Regions from separate parts of the Homo sapiens genome. Here region 1 is linked to region 2. A link is a loop called in an ENCODE intact Hi-C map of the cell type or tissue named here. Cell type or tissue: GM12878. All regions are shown on one strand. Links, peaks and the distances in the headings refer to the core of each region. The heading gives the core; the rest is flanking DNA. Region 1 overlaps STXBP6 (syntaxin binding protein 6). Region 2 overlaps STXBP6 (syntaxin binding protein 6).

The links. Hi-C counts contacts between places; a loop is a spot of excess contacts. Peaks named below come from ENCODE experiments on the same cell type or tissue, not always from the same donor. Only the 100,000 strongest peaks of a DNase experiment are listed, where the experiment ranks them.
Region 1: it touches region 2 in a loop (5-fold over the local background); 6 of 110 quality-filtered maps call a loop at or near these places.

The regions. Positions count from the first base shown.
Region 1 is chr14:25,000,260-25,009,195 of GRCh38, forward strand. The region is part of intron 1 of STXBP6 (syntaxin binding protein 6); the gene reads right to left. Among named protein-coding and RNA genes, the nearest start is that of STXBP6, 45 kb to the right of the region's middle. In GM12878, for the core only: no CTCF peak of the experiment used is centred there; DNase peaks (open chromatin) are centred at 3,552, 4,233 and 7,132.
Region 2 is chr14:24,948,569-24,957,504 of GRCh38, forward strand. All of the region lies in intron 2 of STXBP6 (syntaxin binding protein 6), which reads right to left. Among named protein-coding and RNA genes, the nearest start is that of STXBP6, 97 kb to the right of the region's middle. RefSeq lists a silencer at 1-149 and an enhancer at 5,628-5,697. In GM12878, for the core only: a CTCF peak has its summit at 4,894; a DNase peak (open chromatin) is centred at 5,843.

The DNA.
Region 1 (8,936 bases), core at 321-8,320, 52 kb after region 2:
TCACCATGTTAGCCAGGATGGTCTCGATCTCCTGACCTCGTGATACGCCCGCCTCGGCCTCCCAAAATGCTGGGATTACAGGTGTGAGCCACCGTGCCTGGCCTTTTTTTTTTTTTGAAATGTTAGGACTGGGTTAGGCTCTGGCAGTTTATAGTCTATGATTTGCCAATGGCTGGGACTTGGAAAACAATACCCCAAAATGAAGGCCTCAGAAGCAAAAGTTTCTCTGTGACCTCCTCCTGCCCTCCTGTCTTCTGGTCCCATTCTGCCCCTAGGCTAGCCATAGAAACTGAAATTTCTCTTCCCTACGGGAAGTCATTAAAACCAGAACCTTCTTCCCTACAGCCACCCAAAAAACCTATAACTCTAACTTCCCCTCTGCATTTCTGTGTAAAACTGACCATAAAGAAATTATCTTTAGTCAGTTTTACACAGAAATGCAGAGGGAAAGTTAGAGTTTAACATAGGACACAAGACCCCCATTCCAGAGAGAACCCTGCCCCACACCGAGAAGGAAGGAATGCATGATCAGAGAGGCCAAGAAGAATCCAGACAGCCAGGCCTTGCTGAGTTTCCCTACTCAACCTGTTAGCATTAGATCTTACCCTTTTTGTCCAGTTTTATTTTACTACAGCTGTCCATACTTTGTTGAACCTAAGCACAGAAATGGACAATTTCCCCTCTATCTTTGGGTCTTCATTTGGAAGGCTCCTGCTTGTTCACGATAAATAAACTTGGATGCTTTTTCTCCAATTTATCTGCTTTTGTGAATTGATTTTTCAGTGAACCTTCAGAGGAAAAAGGGGAAATGTCCCCTTTACCTCTGCATAACCATGGGAAGAATGTAAAGACGGAGGCTTTTTCTCTTGGAACAACAAATATTTGAATGTCTGTCTTTTTGCCTCTGCCTTTGATGATTAGATCCTTCTCAACAAGGACTTACTGAGTGATTAATGTGCTGAGTAGAATGCAAGGAGACTTAAGGTCCTTGCCTTAAAATAGCTCACCATCTAATGCATAAGACTCACAAGAATTCATACATACAGGGCATTCTGACTATACAGTCCCTGGCATAGATCTCCTAAAACCTGTGGCATTTCCTGAGTGATAGGAGTAGCTTTTAAAATTCATAACAAATCACTTTCAACCATACCAGAGTTTATGCTAACAAGATGACTCTTTTGGGTCCCTAGATAGCTTCAGAATAGGGGTTGGTTGCCAGAAGGACCAAGGCATGATTAGAGGGTTGGAACTTTCAGCTCCACCATTCTTCATTTCGGTAACTGTGGTTTTTATTTCTAACATCTTCTTTTGATTCTTTCTTAGAGTTTCAATCTCTCTGCTTATATTACCCATCTGTTCTTGCATGTTGTCTATTTTTTTCCATTAGAACCCTTAATGTATCAGAGTTCTTTTAAATTCCTTGTCTGATAATTCCAACATCTGTTTCAAAATCTGGGCTCGATCATTACTTTGTCTCTTCAGACTGTGTTTTTCTTGCCTTTTGGCATGCCTTGTAATTTTTCTTGCACATGGGACATGTTTACAGGAAGTGAAGTAAGCAGGCCTTTGGTGTGGCAATTTATTTTTCCATTACAATGAATATAATGAGGGCAGACGATAGCATTATCTTCTACAATAAAGCATATTATTCAACTTATCCATAATTATTTCCTATTCAAACATGTACCTTCTCCAGGTCTTTCATCTAAAATGTATATGTAGAGTCACTAGGCTAGAGTCTCAGGCTATTACTTGCAACATCACTTAAGCCACTATGAAATATGGACACACAACACCAGTCAAGGTTAGAAAGGGCATCAATTTACGTATATCATAAACTAGGTGCTTTTCTTGTAACCCAACATATGGATACTTCATGAGGACATTCTCTAAAATTATTTCACATAAGTAGATGAGGCTAGATTAATACTTTCAGGATACTATAAGTGAATTAAAATTCAGAAAAAAATTAAATTCTTCACTATTGATCATGACAGACTATTTCACAAAAAGGTAATAAACTTCCTACTTCCAACTTTAACAATTTTTTAAAGTTAATTTATGACAGAGAATCCCATACAGTTAAATTCTTATGACTTTTTTTTTTTTTTTTTTGAGACACAGTCTCGCTCTGTCGCCCAGGCTGGAGTGCAGTGGTGTGATCTTGGCTCTCTGCAACCTCCACCTCCTGGGTTCAAGCGATTCTCTTGCCTCAGCCTCCCAAGTAGCTGGGACTATAGGCACGTGCCACCACAGCCAGCTAATTTTTTGTATTTTTAGCAGAGACGGGGTTTCACCAGGTTAACCAGGATGGTCTCGATCTCCTGACCTCGTGATCCATGTGCCTCGGCCTCTCAAAGTGCTGGGATTACAGGTGTGAGCCACCATGCCTGGCCATTCTTATGACTTTCTAAGTCCTGTTGAAGAAACAGTAATTTCCCCATCTTTGCAAATTTGGTCAAAGTTAAGCAACAAGTCAGCACTGAAATGTTTTTAAATGTACAGATTCTTTTTTTTTTTCTAAGATGGAGTTTCACTCTTGTTGCCCAGGCTGGGCAGGTTCAAGTGATTCTCCTGCCTCAGCCTTCCAAGTAGCTGGTATTACAGGCGTGTGCCACCACGCCCAGCTAATTTTTGTATTTTTAGTGGAGACGGGGTTTCACCATGTTGGCCAGGTTGGTCTCAAACTCCTGACCTCAGGTGATCCACCCGCCTCGGCCTCTCAAAGTGCTGGGATTACAGATGTGAGCCACCGCGGCCGGCCTAATGTACAGATTCTTAAATGTAAAGGTCAAGGAATCAAAGATGTGAAGATGATCTGCTTCACTGACTTTCGGCAAAAGAATCTTAAACTGACAAAAGAAGCAAGAACAGCAAGATCAGAGAAAAGCTCTGGCCAGTTTCTTTCTAAATGACCTCTGAGCTGGAGGGGAGGAGACCAGTTGTTAAGCCTAAAAATAAAGGAAGCTGTAGACAGGAGTCCCACAGGTGCTCAAAGGAGCAAGTGATGAAACCTCTAATACCAAGGAGAGCAGAGCCTCTTCCTGTGAAATATCTTCTCTCCTAGCCTTTAGGGTAATTCTAAATCACCATTCTTTTGTCGTCATTATTGAAATGTGCTTTTAGGAAGAAGCATAACAAGTCCTCCAGGGAAAGTTTTCAGCTGTAATTTTATTAGGGAAACAAGTCAAATTATGGGTGTGCATGCATCCATTTTCAGAGAATTCTCTGGAACCTTCAGTGAGTCAAGCAGGACCTAAGGTACAAACCTAGCTACCGGGCAGGAAAAGATGAATCTGTTGTTCTTTTATTAGATTGAGTCATACAGTACATGTAACATAAGAAAATTCTTTTGCTGAGAAAAGCATAAGAATGTGGTTCAGTACCATCCACCAGACATGCCCACTGTAAGTACCTTTTGGATCACATCCTACTACACTGATACAGCAACCACTTAGCATGTCATCACTTTCCCTTCTTAAATCTCATGCTGGATGACTCCTGTTACTGGCCAAGGCCAGGCCAGTGTCACAACAACAAGACAAAACATCACATGAATTGACAGCAACACAATGGCAGCAGGAAATGATGTTCCCCAGGGAAAGACCTATTCATACTTGGTGAAAGTATGAAACTAGCTCAAGCAGCTCTCCCAGTTTAAGAAATTTAAGTAACTCATTCATTCATTAAACATTTATTGTGCCATACATAATATATAAAGCACTGTTTATGCTCTGGAGTAAAGGACTAGCAGAAAGAATACAAAGAGAGTTGAGGCCTGGTGCCTACCTCAAAGGAGTACACCAGACAAGTTGACATTAACAAGAGCGAATGTGAGTGATCGTGCAAATTGAAGAGGGAGATTGCCAAAAAAGAAGAAGGCAGCTGATCCTCAAATTCTAACTTGAAATACAGTGATAGGCCAAACAAAGGGAGCCACTGAATCTGCTGAAACTACAACTAAAACGGCTGAGTAGGATTTTCTCAGGCTACACATGCCAATCCCCTCACCTCACTATCCACCATTCCCAATATTTAGCAAAGTAACAATTTTGCTTCTTCCATGCGGGCCCAGTTCGATGGAATTCAAAGGGAAAAGAGCACTCAATCAACTTTCTCTAGACAACTTGCTGCACTGCTCAAGGGTCTATGTGAGAATTATACACATGGGGGAGGGAAGGGCAATACTAAGCATGGGTGTGTACTGGACCTTGTGGTTGACCACCTGAAATAAGTTTCAAGGGCAAAACTGACTGGATTAGGAGGAACAAAGAAACAGCACCTGAAACTAATATACCTCTCAGCTCCTGACAAAGTCATTTATTGTTTAAATAATTTGGTTCCAGTGGGAGTCCCACTTGAGGCAATCTGGTCAACTAGGGTTGTTAGCTCTTTGAGGGCAGAGTCCATGTTTCTTTCATTTCTATGTATCCCGATACCACCTAGCACAAGATAGGGACTAAAATAATTGAGGAAAAGAGGGAAAGAGGAAGAAAAATCAAGGGTCAGTTCACATTCCCTAGATTCTACACTCAGCTACTGGGGAGTGCGCAGCAAGAAGCATAGCTTTCTATAAGCAATTAAGGTGAGTGCAGTAACAAGCACACACACAGCCTGGGCCTAGGAGCATAAATATCCTCATCCATGAGCACTGACTCTGCCATTCGGATGGAAACAACCAGGTCCAGTAAACTGATGAAGACAGATCCCAGCTCTGAAACTGTTGTCTTTACTGCTCTCACTTACCACACAGTCACAGTATTAGTCAGGAAAGACTAGTCACTGCGGGAGCTGATCATAATCCCAAAAGACACAATCTCAGTGAAATCTCAAAATCCTGCAAATATAATTCTTAAAAAAAAATTTAAAGACTCATTAAAAGACATTTATTTACCTTTTTAAAAGGGGATTTATTTGAGAAACAAAGATATGACACAACACTTCCTAGGTCACTTAACACAATAAAATGGACAATAACAATATACATACTTTTGAAAGCAAAAACACTCAAGTATGCTAACAACAGTTGCATGGGTATAACAATTATGAGCAGACAAACCATATTCAAAATGAAATAATTCAAAAGGGGAACTATATAAATGCACATCACTATGGTTGGTCATTGTTTGCACCTGGCTTTATGACTGCAATCATCTGAAATACTGTGATGAACAACCTAAGTCTTCTGATGAGATTGATCAAAAACCACGATGGGTCACCACCACTTATGCAGTCATCCAAAGAGCTGAGATCAAGAAATTGTATCCTTCGCAAATGCAGATGTACAAAAAGAACATCTCTTTATTTGCTGAGAAAGTTGCAACATTTTCACGTGCACACAGAATGCTTACACACAAACTCAACATGGTGATACTACACTTTTGTGGAGTCAAATTTGCAAAAATTGCATAAAAGGGATTCGAACTCTCTAAAAGTCTCTATACAATTTATTACTCCAATATTGGAAGTGATGAAAAAATAAAATACATAGCATAGTGAACTGTAAAAAATAATTCTACAAATTTAAAATAGTAGGGAAAAAACTAAAAAAAAAAAAGCTAAATAACTGAAAAGAAAATTCAACATGTAAAAATGTATATTACAGGGAAAGATTTTGGACAATCGCACAGAGACAGCCCATAAGAGCTGGCCTAACATTAACATCCTGTGATTGTGATTTTCAGAACTTTAGACATGAGGGACTTTGGACTTTAGGGATTTTGATCTTTTGGGATTTTGATGTTCAGAACTTCAACATTCAGGATTATGACACTCAGGATTATGATCCAAACTCATCACTGTCAAAATATATCCCTGACTTCTCTATAATGGCTCAAACACCTCCGAACTTTGTTCTTGCTCCCATGACAGAGAACTGGTGAATGAGGTGTTCCTCTTCCTCACGCTGAACTAGGGATTCAAGCTGATGGGCTCAGCTGTTTTCACTGTGGTCACCCCTTTGCTGGAATTCAGGCACGTGGCTGTACCTAACTCCAAAGGAGGCTGGGAAATGCATTCTTGCTGTGGGCTCAGGAAGAGGAAAACATGGATTATGCTGAGAAGCCAATAGCTTCTGCCATGGTATTTTACAGCTCTTCCTCCCCCTTCCAAGCTTTCTCTTGCTCTGTTTCTAAGGCTGCATATGTATATGTGTGTGTATACATACATATATAAAAAAACTATGTTTCTATGTAGCAAACTTTTGGTCCCATATAGATGATAAACATGAGGAACCCTCACATAAACATGGTTGATGCTTTATTTGTGAAGGAAAGGGAAGAATCTGATATTAGGGCCCAGAAGACGCACCTCTGCTTCAAGCAAGGGAGATAAATTCTGCTGTGTCCACATTCCCATTAAGGCCTTTATCAAGATCTATCCAAAAAATATATTCACGAGGGGTTCACGTCCAAGCTGGCAAACACTAGTACAGCATAAAATTTCCCTGATAAGGGCAGCAAAATGCTAAGTATTTCCTTGAGGCCCTCAATGATTCCATGTACTGACCAAGGAACATCAATCACATCTTAGATTCAGCACTTCCATCACCAACTCTAGAAGCTGGCTTTCTTCTCAGAGCAATTTTTCACCAAAAAAAAAAAAGCATATTTTACTTCAAAGGCATTTAACATATTCAGCAATAGGTAGAAACAATTCCTCACTGAAATGTGGACACAGGGAAATGGCTAAACACACACTCCGACATTAGTTACCCCATACCAGCCTCCCAAAGCAGCTGACTCAAAATTATGCCTCGGCAAAAATGCGAAATCAGCATATGACATAGACTTTCATGGTCTATCTCAAATTAAATCACTGACATGCAAATGACCTGCTCTATGACTATACTGAACTATATGCCCCTTTGGGAAGATACATATGTGATTTATCTTGCTGTCCTCCACAATGCCTTGTATACCCCATCATTCAATAAACATTTGTTGAACGAATACAATTGTTGGAATTTCTATTCATCATTAGTAAGTTATCTGCATGTGTACACGTAAGGGCTGTCAGTCTTGAGGACAAACACTTAGCTGTATGACTCATTCTGTATAAAACCTTGCTAAGAGGCGTGGGGTAAATGCTTTCTGACGGTGACTGTGATAATGGTAGTAGTAACTATGACAGCACAGTCAGCCACAATATGTAAATGACTGTTCTATTTCATGCCTGTGGGTACAATCAGTCACCACAAGTAGTACAAGACCCCAGGTCCTGACATGGTTCCCTTACCCCTCAGCACAATTCCCATCCCCTTCCCTGTTTTAGTTTTCCCCGTAGCTCATATCACTGTCTGACATATTTAACTTCTGTGTGTGTCTGTCTCCCCCACCGGAAGCTCTGTGAGGTCAGGGAATTATGTCCATGTTGTCTGGTATCCAAATCAGTGCAGGGCACATTAGAAATGCTCAGTAAACATTAGTGGAAGGAATGGATGAAATCAATACAATTATTTGAATTATTTCCTCCAAATCTGAAGATTTTGGAATCACAGAAGAAATTATTCCTGCAAAGTTCCAGTATATTCACATTCTTTTGAACATCTCAAAAGGAGGTCTCACAGACAAGCCACTTTTTGTACTAAACACAAGGTTTCTAGAAACCTGTCATTGTTCTACCATCTTAAAGTCTCCAAATAAACTGAGAATGGACAATCTCCAGGACTGGACACGCTTCTGCTAAGTTTTCACCTAACAAAAACTACATCTGCAGGCCTGGCTCACTTTCACCTGGCTCCCACTCTACTACAGAGTCCTGCAGATGGCTCTGTCAGCTGGCACTGGCACTCATGGCATGAAGCCAGAAATGAGGATAGGAAATTCCTTTAATTCAGAAACAAATTTGCCTGAGTCCCACATGAACAAAATGTTAGCTGCCAGACCCAGCTCTACACATGGGAAGTAGCCACAATTCATTTTTAAAAATTTTTTTTAAGTTTTAAAAGTTTATCTTTTTGGCCAGGTATGGTGGCTCACACCTGTAATCCCAGCACTGTGGGAGATGAAGGTGGGAGGATCGCTTGAGTCCAAGAGTTCAAGACCAGCCTGGGCATCAGAGTGGGACTCCAACTCTACAAAAAATTAGCCAGGTGTGGTAGCATATGCCTGTGGTCCCAGCTGAAGTGGGAGGATTGCTTGAGCCCAAGAGGTCGAGGCTGTAGTGAGCCATGAGCACACCACTGCACTCCAGCCTGGGAGATAGAGGGAGACCTTGTCTCAAACAAAAAGAGTTCGTCTTTCCAAATGTACCTGATAAATTACTTTAGGTTGTTAAAGACTCACTGAATGTTATAATTAATTTGACAAGCTGTTGCTTGATAGAACTTTAAAATTCATGTTTTATTTAACTTGGTGTATGGAGAACAGCGTCTATTGGCAACAATAATTCCTCTTTATTCATTTTTCTGTTGACTCTCAAATAGCAATTACATAATGCTCCCAAAGTAATGGTAAAAGAGACTACCAGCTTGAGAATGTGTAACAAAAAAGACATTTTACACATCAAAAGGTTTTATACCTATAGAATATTTTACACATCAGAAGCTTTTAGAATAGCAAGCAGTAGCATCTAACAACTCACAGAAGAATGGCTAAGCTTTTAAATCCCAAAACGAAGAGTCACTCTAACATCTTCCACCAAGACTTTCTTCACAAATACTGTGGTCAAAAGGTTTAAGTTTTTTAGCAAATACTATCTCAGCCAGCCCACCAGCCAGCCAGTATATATTATGTGCTAACTCCACAGAGAGACATGGAGAATTCTGAGAGCAAGATATGACTTTTATCACAAGTTACTGGATTCATCAGCAAAATAAAAAGGATGGATGGGATGATAGCTAAGATCACTTCTAGTTAATTTGTTTTGTTTTCACTTCAGAATGGTCTCATTCAACTATCGAACTGTATTATAAGACGTCAAGTTAAGGACGT
Region 2 (8,936 bases), core at 342-8,341:
CCTCTGACTGTGAGAACTGTCCTCTGACCATGAGCACATGGAGCAAGCACCATGTTTACTGATTCTTAACAAAGTTTCTCTTCTTTTGTTGCTATCTCAGCAGGGGTTCTCCTGGATTAACCAGAGACCGCTAGGTTGTAGAGTTTATCCTTAACAACACTTTCAAAAATTAATAGCAGGTAATAGAGGAAAATAGAATATTTTGTCTCAGTATAATTTTTTAAAATGTTGAGTCTGTCACACATAACAATAAAGACACAATTAGTGTGACTGATTATTAATTTTCTCTAAGTACTGAAGGAGATGAATTTTTTCCATGTTACAGAAACCTATTACACAGCATAAAATAGGGAATACGATCTAGGAGGCATCCTAAAATCGATCCCAATTTCTTTCTAATACGTTGGTGCACATCTTGATACTCGGTGTCATAGTGACATCAATGGGGGAGAGGAGGGCACACAGAGTAGCTGGAAAGATAAGGAAAGAACTAAAAGGAAAAAGGCATGAAATCCAACTGAATTGGTACTAAATTCAACACGAAAAAGTAGAGAGTAAGCACCATTAGAGCAAACATTTTATTTTACAGACAAATGCTGTTTATAGTTGGATACTTCATTACACAATGCCAGTATTTTAACATCTAATATCTTTTATTTAAAAATATTAATAGAAGTGTAAAATGCCTGAGCCAGAAGGGGAGCCCTTTCTCTAAATTGAGTAATGATTATCTCTTCCCAAGTTTAAAGTTTTTAAATCTTCATAATTTCAGAGAAATGCAGAAACTAAAGAGGATTCTGTAGAAGGGTAACAGACAACTAAAGAGATGGAAAGTGGGTACTTGAGTTAAGCACTAAGTGGCCTTGAAAAGACAAGACTGAGAGGCACCTCAACAACTGTGTTCTAGATTGCTTAGAGCTCTTCCCAAAGGAATCATGGCAAACCATGCTCCATTTTCCTCACAGTGAGAGAGAGACGCACGGAAGATAGTTATAAACAGATAATTTATAAATGGAAATATTTCTCGAATGTAGAATGAGTGAGAAAATTGCCTTTAATCTGGCCAAAATCTATTTCTTTAAAATTTCAGATTAATAAAAATAGTGTTAAATTAAATTTAGCCTAAAGCTGCCTCCTTACATATTTTAAGTTTACCCTAAAAGTTTCTCTTCAAATAATGAACTGTAACATAACTGGATATGTAAACAGGCTGTAAATTACTCCTGTAGTGTAACTGAGCCTCAGCCAATCACAGTGGCTGAGTTTCAGCCAATCACAGGTAGCCAGCTATTCAAACCGTGTTCAAATAAGGCAAATGCCTCACTGTAACCAATCTGGCTGTTCTGCACCTCACTTCTGTTTTCTGTACATCACTTTCCCTTTTTCTTTCCATAAATGTTATCTGACCATGTGGCAGCCCTGGAGTCACTCTGAACCCATTCTGGTTCTGGAGGCTTCCTGATTTGCCAACTGATCTTTGCTCAATTAAACTCTACTAAATTTAGTCTATCTAAAATCTTTCTTTTAACAATTGTAACTGGCTTTCTTATACCTGTCAAATTTCAACTACAAATATTCATTCAATAACCCTCCCTGCTCAATAAATAATTTAAAATTAAAAATGATCACACATGTGGAGCAACAGGCACTCTATACACTGCTGGTGAGAGTGTAAATTGGTACCACCTTTGGAAATCTGTTTGGTATTATACACAGAAGCTGAAGAGGTACATACTCTTCAACTTAGCAATCATATTCCTGGTATATACCCAACAGAAATATGTAATTATATTTACCAAAAGACATGTACCAGAATGTTCACAGCAACACTATTTGTAATAACCAAACCCTCAAAAAGTTTAAATGTCAATGAACAATAGAATAAAATATAGCGGTATGTTTTTATGATAGAATCCTATTCAGCAATGAGAATGACAAACTATAGCTACATGCAACAATATGGATAAATAAATCTCACAAACAATAGCGAGAGGGAAAAAAATCAAGCACTAATAGTACATATTCTAGGATTCTATTTATATAAAGTTATTAAATAGGCAAATCTAAACTGTGGTGCTAAAGATCAAGATAACGGTTATCCTCTGTCAATAATTACCATGTTATCTTTATCTTCTAGTACACATTGAGCTTCTCTAGACACAAAACTATTTAAAAAATTTTTTTAAAGTTGTATTTTAAGTTCTGGGGTACATGTGCAGAATGTGCAGTTTTGTTATGTAGGTACACGCATGCCATGGTGGTTTGCTGCACCCATCAACCCGTCGCCTACATTAGGTATTTCTCCCAATGCTATCCCTCCCCCAGTCCCCTTCCCGACAGGCCCCCCGTGTGTAATGTTCCCCTCCCTGTGTCCATGTGTTCTCACTGTTCAACTCCCATTTATGAGTGAGAGCATGCGGTTTTGGTTTTCTGTTCTTGTGTTAGCTTGCTAACAATGATGGTTTCCAGCTTCATCCACGTCCCTGCAAAGGATATGAACTCATCCTTTTTTATGGCTGCATAGTATTCCATGGTGTATATGTGCCACATTTTCTTTATCCAGTCTATCATGGATGGACATTTGGGTTGGTTCCAAGTCTTTGCTATTGTGAATAGTGCTGCAATAAACATACGTGTGCATGTGTCTTTATAGTAGAATTATTTATAACCGTTTGGGTATATACCCAGTAATGGGATTGCTGGGTCAAATGGTATTTCTAGTTCTAGATCCTTAAGGAATTGCCACACTGTCTTCCACAATGGTTGGACTAATTAACACTCCCACCAACAGTGTAAAAGCGTTCCTATTTCTCCACATCCTCTCCGGACTTTTTAATGAGCGTCATTCTAACTGGCAAGAGATGGCATCTCATTGTGGTTTTGATTTGCATTTCTCTAATGACCAGTGATGATGAGCTTTTTTTCATGTTTGTTGGCAGCATAAATGTCTTCTTTTGAGAAATGTCTGTTCATGTCCTTTGCCCACTTTTTGATGGGGTTGATACACAACTTCTAAAGTGCATGTTTACTTGAAAAATATATTCTCTTACATAGCCCTGAATGCCAAGCAACTCTATTATATTACATGGCTTTACTGTATAATTTTTGGTCATTCTTCATTTAAAAAATTTCTTATGTGATGGAAAAATGTCAAGTTACATAATTATATATTTATATTTCTTTTTGTACAATAGCCAAACTGTTCAAACAGACAGTAAGTTCTTTGCTGTATTTTCACTATTTTAATCCTTCTGGTGTATAAAATGTGTTTCATCCTTTTAAATAAAATATATTTGAAAAACAATTTTTATACTTTCTTTGAATTTACATCTATGAAATATAAATACACATCAGGCAATTGGGAAAGCTAAAACCCAAGTAATATTTGATATTAAGGGATTTATTGTTGTGATACTGGTATTTTGATTGTGTTTTTAGCACATATTTAAAATACTTATATATATAATATACACATATAAAAATATTAAAGAATGAAATGATATAATTTACATAAAAATAATCCAGTGAGAGGCAGTGGATGGGAAATAAATACAATATGACTGTCCAATAGAGCTAGTTACATGGGGATTCATGATATTATTCTCTTTACTGTTACATATTTGTAATTTTTAATAAAAATATTTAAAAATAATAATTACTTAGAAAATTCCATTAAGACAAATAAGCTTATTTCAGGCTGCTCTGCTTAGGGGGTAGCCATTCTTTATCCCTTAAAAAAAAAAAAAAGACAAATAAGCTTATTTCAAACTTACTTAAATGCACGTAGTTAATCTGTCGGCATGAATACAGTTATCAAATATTCACCTATCAATAGCATAGATTTTGTTCTAAACCTCCACAAAGGTCATTGCTAAATTTTGCCCAAATGTAAAACTGAGGAGTATTAATCTAAAATGTCATTTTGTACCTTTCTGAGTTTTTCTAGATAAAACTAAATTTTTGAAGGGGCAGAATTATAGCCATTCATTCTCTGCAATCAGCATTTAATACTCTTAATCATACAAATTTGACCCCAACTCCACAGTTAAAACTCTCTTTGTCATTACAACAAAACTCCGTGTTGAAAGAATTTAAAGTATTGTTATACAAGGAAAAAATAGCACAGTAGGTAGCACAGTAGGAATCAGAAAAACACCTTATCTCACTCAGCATTAGGGAAAAAAGGTACGTTGTTTTCCCTCTTGATTTATTTAATGCTGTCCATAAATTTCATCAAATAAGTAAAAACAAAAGATGTGACCAGAGGGCATTCCAACTCAGAGGAGGAAACCATACCAGGAAGCTTTTGAGAGTAAGATATCCCCAACCATACTTTATTTCTTCATATATTCATGAGCATATGCAAATGCTCAATACAAAGACATGTTCCTGCTCACATTTCTATTGTGTTTCTGATGGGGAGCATGAGGGTGAGAATGATGTCTTCTATACTTTCTACAGCATTCCTTTTTGTCTAAAGGAGGCCAGAAGGCCACACTCCATCTGGAGGCACTAGGAGAGAATCAGTTCCTTGCCCCTTCCCACTTCTGATAGCTGCCAACACTCCTTGACTCATGGCGACATCACCCCAATCTCTGCCTCCATATTCACATCGCTTTCTTCCCTGTGTGTCTCATCTCCCTTTGTGTCACTTGTATAAAGACACATGTGATGGCATGTAGGCGCAGCAGGATGACGATCCAGGGTAACCTCAGCTGAAAATCCTTAGTTACATCCACAAAGACCCTTTTTCCAAATATGGTGAACTTCACAGGTTGCCAGGATGAGGATGTAAACCTATCTTTGAGAGCCATTATCAGCCTCCCTCAACATCACTCTCTGTTTGCTGAGCTGCAGTCACACTGGCCTTCTTTGTGTTCCTCCAAGTTGTCACGCTTCCTTCTGCCACAGGGAGCAGTGCTTCCTCTGACAGTGGCTACCCTTTCCTGCTGCTCCCACGCTTTCCGCATGTCCCCAGGAAACTCTTTTTCAACCCTCATATCCCAGTTTGTCACTCGCTTTCTACTGAAAACACCAAGTTCTTTTGTTCTATGTTTTCTTTCATAGAAATCAACTCAGTATTTCATAGCTGATTAATTTCTCTCTCTCTAAATCCCATGAAAACAGTTGATTATCTTAATTTTTGTCCACAGTAAGATCTCAACAAAGATTTTTATAAATAAACAAAAAACTATCTCAGGCTAAATGGTGGACATAATTAGAATTCTAAGCTGGTGGCCAGTTGAGAATTACTGATACTAATAGCAGAGGCCAGCATCTTCTTCAAAATGGGCATAGAAGAGACCAAGAGCGTGAAGCCACGGAGTGCATAAGAAACATTACTTGCTGTTCTTGGGTGGGGTAAAGGTGACAATAGAGGGGGTTGGAAGAAGAGGGAGAACTCCCAGGATGGGCTGAGGATCCTTGCAAAGGCTGCCAATTCAGAAGAAGAGGACAGGGATTTGGTCACTGGCTCTTAGAGATGAAAGTGACCAGCATTTTTTCAGAGACCACAGGCCCATCAATCATCTCTGGCCTGTGCATAGGGTGTCACAGCTCCTTAATGAAGGTAACAGGGGAAACAAAGCTATTTCACACCTTTCACACCCTCACTGGCTTCTAAGGGAGTTGAGTCCTCTTGACTAGGGGTGGTTTATTTCTATTGTACCTAGTGTTAAAACTGGTTTGGGTAGCAAGGTTTGGTAGCAGCTGAAGAAGTCTGAATTGCTTTGCCTAAGGTGGGAGGGGAGCAGACTGAAGGGGAAGAGAAGACTCTGGAAAGCAGAGCCAGATATTATTAATACTAAGAGGGCTCTGAGAGAAAAGTCCCTTGAGGCAGTCCAGCCAGAGCTTAGGGGAACAGAGAGTGCTGTGGTATTTGCTTTTGTATGTGGTGTAAACACTCTTCCACCTATACAGCGGAATCTTTACTATGTCTACAGGCTCACTAGTGCCTTTTTGCTAAGAGAGTCACCCTTAATGGAGGGGAAAGCAGCACTAAGATCTGCGTGAGAGCTGCCTTTAGTGCGACCACAGATGTGGAACAAGCATGTGCAGGAGGAGCTAGGGGATGAGAGGCCAAGTGGCATCCGGATCCCACTGTGATTTAGGACTGGGCAGGACATAGGTCATCTTTCCTATAAAGTGAGGCTGACATAAGGCAGTAAAATAGTCAACCAAAATTAGCAACAGTCCCCCCTTGGCTTTCACTGACAGAAAAATTCTGAGGGCTGGGCCACAGCCTGACATAGAAGTGGCTTTAGGAAACACCTCTGTCCACAGCGCAGATATAAAGAGCTCAGGCTCTGCAGACAGGAGGATCTGGTTTGAATCCCTACTCCCATATTTACTGGCTCTGTGACACTGGGCAAGTTACTGGGCATACCTACTCCTCTGTCTTCGCATCTGAAGAAAGGAGGTAACATGCATCCATGCCTCTCTGAGAGGGTTGTAGAAGGATTAAGTAAGCTCACACATGTAAGCTGCTTAGTCTAGTAACTGGCATATAATAAGTGTTCAGTTATTGTTAACTATCTTTATTGTTGTTCCCATCCAAAAGTTCTTTGTTGCTCAGGTATTGGTCTATAGAAATTATGTTGAACATGGCAGGAGGAGAGAGTAACATCCTTATGGAGGATACTTAACTGGGTCATCCTCTTCTAAATGGTCAAAGGGCCTGTTAGATTGATGTTAGAGTGATCAACCTCCTGGGGATGGCTACCCTGCTTCACCAGGAGTCCCACATCTGATGCCCAAGTATCCACAGGCCACTCATCCACATTCTTCTGCTCCACCTGCTGTAACAGCCAACTAACCTGCTGCAGCGCCTTCATCTTTCCTACACTGGTGGAAGGGCGAGGATTAAAGTGTATCACCGTTGTTTTGATCTGGCTACTATGGTCCTGCCTGCCTTCCTTTGGATAAGGACAGACAGCTTGGAATATAAATGCCCTAGCCAACATAAGGGCTCTAGGCATGATTGCAGGGTGAACCCATTAATCACTAGCAAGGCTGAAGTCATAGCCCTCAGTGGAAGCAACCTGAACATATGGCCCATGATGAGATGAGTGGGTACCGTGGTAAGGAAGTGAGGGTGCTCCTCAGGGCACAGGGTATCTCGGTTGGCTAGGGAATCTGGCCCTGCTTCCCCCAGCAAGTTCTCCATGGAGACCAGCACAAGAGCACTGAACCAACTGTGTGGGCAACAGGAGACAACAACCACAGTAAGAGCAGCTTCCCTGCAATAGCACCTACTGCGTGCCAGGAAATAAGTAAGCCAGGTGCTTCATATATGCAGCATTACTTCACATGTTTACAACCACTCCAAATATTCAGCTTTCGAGCTGAGGAAACCAAGGCGGCACAGAGAGGGGGAGTAACTTGCTCAAGATCACACAGCTGGTGTCGGTGTAAGACTCAAACTGAAGTCTGTTGGATTTTGAAACCCACACCCTTTTCTCCACTGCATTTTGCAGCTGTTGGCTACTTATTTCCATACATACCCAAAAGCACAAGAGAGTCAAATTTTCAAATGGGAGACAGTTGGGTAATTGAACATGAAGAAAACAGTGGCTACTAGGTGTCTGGTCACATGGGTCAATGGAATTAAGGGAGAAAAAAAAAATCACTGCATCTTTGAATAGACTGGAGTTACACTGAAAAGAAGAGGACCTCAGTAAGGAATTCAACACCAAGTTACAGAGACTGGCCACACCCACCGCAGAGGGCTTTGCGGCTGCCTATGGGGACACAGGGACAGGTGCTCAGGGACATGTCTGAAACACTACTAAGTTCTCAGACGAAGGTTTTGCTTGTAAAGCTTTTAATGGTAGAATAAAATCCAAAATGAATGTCATTCGTTTGCATAAAAATGAATATGAAGAAAATAAAATGATAAACCAGAAACTGGTTTTCAGAAGTTTCTTTTATATCCTTAAAGTGTGTTATCGAACTGCAGGGAATTCTAGCTTTTCTGGGACTGGGCACTCAGCTTAAGCCATCCCCATGTACGAACTTGTGAAAGCTGCCTGCTGCCTGCTGGGGTTTAAGACTCTCCACCCAACAAAGACATTCTAAGAAGAAAATAAGAACTGACAGCACGTCAGCTTAAAGAACAAAAAACAAACAAAATACCTCACACTAAGTAATGAGACAGGGGTTTCAGTGCTGTTTTTATTTTTGTAATACACCGACCACGCCTTCAACACCAAAAACCCAAACTTCACTCTTAACAAGTTCTAGCACTCCTGCTATTTCAGGATAATGGCACTTCGGGTGTCAACAGGTAATGCAGACACAAAGCAGTCAGGTTGTGCATCCCTCTGTGTTCTTCACTTGAACATACTGCTTTTCAAGCATTCGGCGTATTCTTGAGGCTCCTAAGCTCCCTGAAGACGGAGTCACATTTTGCATAATTCTGCACCCCTCTACACACACACACTAGGCTCAGCACACTACCAACCAGCAATTACTGAGGTCTCTGATGTGCCAGGCACTGTGCCAGGCTCTTTGCTAGTGGTCTTACTTAATTTACACACCAAGTCCATAAGGTATGAGTTGTCCCCATTGTCTAGGAAAGCAATCACAGAGGTTAGGTATGTTCTGTGGCCATGGCCAGAAAAGGAGATGGCTGAGATTTGAAGAGACTTGTGTCTAACCCTAGTCATGCTCTTACACCACTCCAAAACCTGGCATATTGAAGGACACTTGTAAGCATCTAGCCTTGGTTTAAATTGAAACTCTATTGGTTTGCCCTTTAGAAAAAATCGGAAAATTTCCATCTTCAGAATAGAACACTTCAATCAAGCTAGTGGCAAAACTTGTCATCACGATCCTAATGTGTGTCAAGCTCCTGGGACTAGAAACTCTCTTCTGCCCGCTGATAGAACTTTGATTTCCTGTTTGAGGAATGTGCAAAGTCACCAGCTGCCTTCTCG